Linked DNA regions of Homo sapiens: region 1 is linked to region 2. A link is an interaction called in ENCODE POLR2A ChIA-PET data of the cell type or tissue named here. Cell type or tissue: OCI-LY7. All regions are shown on one strand. Region 1 overlaps DCAKD (dephospho-CoA kinase domain containing). Region 2 has its middle 15 kb from the start of C1QL1.

Region 1 (2,500 bases), 57 kb after region 2:
GACCAACAGCTGCTTGGCCTCCATCAGGAAGGCCAAGCGGACAAAGGAGCACACGCCCAGGGAGGCTCCGGGTCCCCAACTTAAAAGGGCCTTGACAAATAACAGCTGTTCCTGTCCAACAAGCCCCTCTGTAGCTCATTCCTTCACTGACCATCCACTGAGCATCTCTGTGCTCTGCAGGAACGGTGCCAGGGACCTCTTGGGTAACCAGAGGAAAACACAAGTCTTGCCCCTTGGGAAAACTGGAGAGCTAGATAGTACCAGATGAAAACATCTGAGAACAGAGCGCTGACAGGTAAGCAGGAATGGTCAGGTGGTGCTGGCCCTGGGCCTGCTGTATGAGTGCCTTCCCACTCACTTGGCTGCGCACAGATCTACTGGGATCTGCCAGGGAGGAAGTTGCAGCCCACGGTGCTCCCAAAGCTCAGCAAGGAGGAAATAGAGGCTTAGGTACCCAGCGGCCTCCAAGTCACACCTAGACCTGCCAGCAGCTCCCTGTCAGGCCCACATGAACAAACGACCACCTTTGATCACCTGTGTTCATGACCCTCTTTCTGCTCTGGTCAAGTCATCATTCTCCAGAATCCGATCTGGCTTCCCACATTCCACTGCCGCTTACACAGAGGCAGTACATTCCTCACAGCAAGTGCTAAACCTGGCTATAATCTGAATTTACTGCGAAACTTACAAAAGGTACAGACACCCAGGCTCCATCTACCCCAGCCCACTGAATCTGAATCAGCTAGGCCCAGAACCATGGCTAAAATGAAAGGCTGTGGACTGGAAGTGGAAAGTCCTGGGTCCTGGTCTCTGAATTCTGTGATAAAACTACCCATGTGACTGCAGGAAGTCTTCTCTCCAGCCTGGCCCAGGGTGGTAAGGACTCCATACAAGAAACAGCTGAGCCCCGGGTGCCTTCCCTCCTCTGAGCCTCAGTCCCCACACTTGTGAGTGAGAGGGGCTGGAGTTTCAGTGCCAAGAACGGTGCAGCTCCCCAGGGAGGCTGAGAGTCACACTGGTGATTTCTTCCTCCCCTTCAGTGGTTCAGAGCTCTCCTGGGAGTGGTGAATAAATGCTCCCCTGGGGCCAGGCGCAGTGGCTGTAAGGCCAAGGTGGGCGGATCACTTGAGGCCAGGAGTTCGAGACCAGCCTGGCCAACATGGCGAAACCCCATCTCTACTAAAAATACAAAAATTAGCTGGGCGTGGTGGTGCATGCCTGTAATCCCACCTATTCGGAAGGCTGAGGCAGGAGAATTGCTTGAATCTGGGAAGCGGAGGTTGCAGTGAGCAGAGATCATGCCACTCTGGACTCCAGCTTGGGCAACAAAGTGAGACTCCATCTCAAAAAAAAAAAGGCCGGGTGTGGTGGCTCATGCCTGTAATCCCAGCACTTTGGGAGGCCAAGGCGGGAGGATCACCTGAGGTCAGGAGTTCGAGACCAGCCTGACCAACATGGAGAAACGCCATTTCTACTAAAAATACAAAATTAGCCAGGCATGGTGGCGCATGCCTGTAATCCCAGCTACTCGGGAGACTGAGGCAGGAGAATTGCTTGAACCCGGGAGGCGGAGGTTGCGGTGAGCCTAGATTGTGCCATTGCACTCCAGCCTGGGCAACAAGAGCAAGACTCCATCTCAAAAAAAAAAAAAAAAAAAAGCTCCCCTGGCAAACCAAGGGATGACATTACTGTTGGTGGCCTGGGAATCTTCCTCCTCAACACCAAAAGCTGTTCACAGAACTGGCTTGGCTGGAGGCGGAAGGACAACACCAAGTCCACAGTAACAGAGAAGGAGCCAATGCACTGTGCAGGAGAAATGGAAGCTGGATTCTGGGACCAATCCCAGGTATGGGATTCATCAGCCAAGGAGGAGCCAGAAAGAAAAGCAAGCCTCTGATCCCAGGGAAGCCACACCCCATCCTTTCTTTCCCTCATTCTCCATGTCAGTGAAAGGCAGCAGGGTGCAAAGAAAAGGGCAAGGAGTTTGGGTTAGAGCTGGTGCCTGCGCTCCAACTCTGCAGTGAAGCTCTAAGGCCTGTGAAATGACGATCAGATTCTATTGTGCTCCACAAGTGGTGGGCTCTTTTGCATCGGGTGTCTCCAAATTGCCTCTCAGTTTTTACTTCTTGGGCCCAGTAGCCCCAAGAAGAATAAATACATTCAGAGAATGGTCTGTCTTAGAATCTCCTCTGGCAGTGTTTCTCTTAGGGAAAAATTAATGGGCTAAATAAAGCCCTACTGCTCTGGGAGGTCTGGCCAAGTTCTAATCCCACTAGGCCCACTCTGTTAGCCTAAGCCACCAGCACCTGTGCCCTGACCACTCCAGTAGCCTCATGACCTGACCCCCTCGTCCCGGCCTGGCTTCTCCCCAAGGTAGCCAGGGTCATGGCTTAAAGGAGTCATCTGATCATGTCACTCCCATCTAAAACCTTCACTGCCTTCTCCCGCCTCCTCCTGGCCCTTCACAGAGGTCTCCAGGCCCTGTGTGACTCCCTCAGTC
Region 2 (2,500 bases):
GACATTGGGCTCTTCCAGTGGAACACTTGGAAATCACCCAGAATTCTTCTCTCGTCCCAGGATCAACATCTTCCCATCCCTCTCCTGCCTTGGCAGTTTCGCTTTTCCTAACAATCAGGCCATCTGGTAATGGGGGGATGTACGAATGTGAAACTGAATCTCAGCTTGGACACTCGCTGGCCAGGTGACCTTAGGCAAATTGCTTCATCTCTGAGTCACAGTTTATTTACTTTTCTGTGAAACGCAGTAAGTAATACCCATCACCAGGGTACCATTGACTTTTTAAGTATATACGTCACCAAAGAAGGTGCCTGGTACACAGTAGGGCCTCGACCAGTGCTAGTACCTTTCCCTGCCCCTTTGCCAGTGATATATGCTGCATCTCTCCTCACAGGCAAGGAAAGGAAGCTTAGGGGGTATGGGGAGTGCAGGAGGACCCAGCATTCCATGTGCCATTAATCTATGTTTTATGCTGTCTTCCCAGGCATCTGATTCTGTTCTGCTCTATGGGAAGCCTCTTATTTAAGGGGAAGAGGGTGAAGAGGCCTGGCTTTGCCACCTGAACCACCTGAATACTCCAGAGAAACAGCCCCTTTCTTCACTGTTTCTTCTTTCTCTGGCTTTCAAGTTTATAAAAGCATATTGTGGGTCTGGTGGTTATGGAATGGTGGTGGTAACAGTGGTGTGATGGAAGTGGTGGTGGTGGTAATGATATTGGTGGTGGTGATGGAGGAGGTGGTGGTGGTAATGATATTGGTGGTGGTGATGGAGAAGGTGGTGGTGGTGGTAGTGATGGAGGTGCTATTGGTAATGATGGTATTGGTGGTGATGATGCAGGTGACGGTGGAGGTAGATAATAGAGGTGGTAATTGTGGTGGTGGTGGTAGAGATGGTGGTAGCGATGGAGGTGATGGAGGTAGTAGAGCTGGTGGTAGTGATGGAGGTGATGGAGGTGGCTGTGGTGGTGGTGGTGATAGTGATGGAGGTGATGTTGGTAATGATGGTATTGGTGGTGATGATGGAGGTGATGGTGGAGGTAGATAATGGAGGTGGTAATTGTGATGGTGGTGGCGATGGAGGTGGTAGTGGTGGTGATGATAATGATGGTAGCCATGGAGGTGATGGTGGTGGTAGAGATGGTGGAGGTGGTGATGGTGTTGGGAGTTTATCTCAAAATCCCATGCTCAGATTTTAAGAGCTAGAAGAGGGCTCCATTTCAGTGAATCTCTGAGGGCCAGCTATATGCCAGGCCCATGGTGCTCACCTCCTTTTCACAGCAATGCCCTGAGTTTACTATCTCCTTTTGCAGATAAGGACACTGAGACCAAATATCAAATGACCTGGTCAGAGGCATGGAGAAGTTTTTTTCTGTTTTTTTGTTTGTTTGTTTGTTTGTTTTTTGTTTTGTTTCTGTTTTTGTTTTTGTTTTGAGAGAGAGAGTCTTACTCTGTCACCCAGGCTGGAATGCAATGGAACGATCTCAGCTCAGCTCACTGCAACCTCCACCTTCTGGGTTCAAGTGATTCTCCTGCCTCAGTCTCCAGAGTAGCTTGGATTACAGGTGCCTGCCACCATGCCTGGCTAATTTTTGTATTTTTAGTAGAGACGAGGTTTCACCATGTTGGCCAGGGTGGTCCCGAACTCCTGACTTCAAGTGATCCACCCGCCTCGGCCTCCCAAAGTGCTGGGATTACAGACGTGAGCCACCTCGCCTGGCCTATGGAGATGTATTTAAAACCTGGGTCCTTTAACTTCTAGTCCATTTTTCTTCTCTATGCCATCATGATGCCACCCACATTTCACGGTAGGGGAAATGGAGATCCAGAGAGGTCAGGTAATTTGCCTAAGGTCATGCAGCAGTTAGAAGCAGAGCCTGGCCATTTCATCTGCACTCCTAGGTCTCAGCAGCCTTCTCATCACCAATGGCTGGGGGTCTCACTGAGAAGGTTAGAAGGACGACCAGCGCATTGCAGAGGCTCACAGCCATGACAGAGGCCCAGAGCCAGACCTCCTCAGGTTCCTGGGGCAGGCTCTCGATCTGCTGTCCTTCTGCCCCTGCACACTGTCAACTCCAATCTCCCCTCCAGCCTCAGAGTGAGAGTGACAGACAGGCCAGCCCTGGCCAGCCCATTAAACCTGACACCTCCTCTCCCAGATTTGGCTGTGGGCCTCCCTTAGCCTGAGCACCATGCTGCGGCAGCTCTGACTGGCACTGAGGTGGGGTGGCGGGGCTGGCATTCCTCTACTATCTCCTCCCCATCTGAGCTCTGAGGTGGTGAGCTTGGGGATCCAGTCATCTTGCTCTCCTTTTCCTTTACCAGTCTCAGACCTTAGTTTCCTGCCAAAAAAAAAAAAAAAAAAAAAAAAAAGAGTAGCTCTACCTTAACCCACTAGCAGTTAGTGAAAAAGGGAAGAGAGAGTAAGAATTGTGCCCAGGCTCTGTATCGTCCACAGGCCCCCTCCCCCAAGAAACCTTCTGGGACTCATCCCACCCCGTTCC

What was found. ChIA-PET counts read pairs that join two places held together with the same protein. Peaks named below come from ENCODE experiments on the same cell type or tissue, not always from the same donor. Only the 100,000 strongest peaks of a DNase experiment are listed, where the experiment ranks them.
Region 1: POLR2A ChIA-PET joins it to region 2 with 6 read pairs; 9 of 35 experiments call an interaction of 5 or more read pairs at or near these places.

Annotation. Positions count from the first base shown.
Region 1 is chr17:45,038,750-45,041,249 of GRCh38, forward strand. The region is part of intron 1 of DCAKD (dephospho-CoA kinase domain containing); the gene reads right to left. Among named protein-coding and RNA genes, the nearest start is that of DCAKD, 12 kb to the right of the region's middle. RefSeq lists enhancers at 1,306-1,940, 1,941-2,500. In OCI-LY7, no CTCF peak of the experiment used is centred here; a DNase peak (open chromatin) is centred at 962.
Region 2 is chr17:44,981,603-44,984,102 of GRCh38, forward strand. It overlaps the pseudogene LOC112268183. Among named protein-coding and RNA genes, the nearest start is that of C1QL1, 15 kb to the left of the region's middle. In OCI-LY7, no CTCF peak of the experiment used is centred here; no DNase peak of the experiment used is centred here.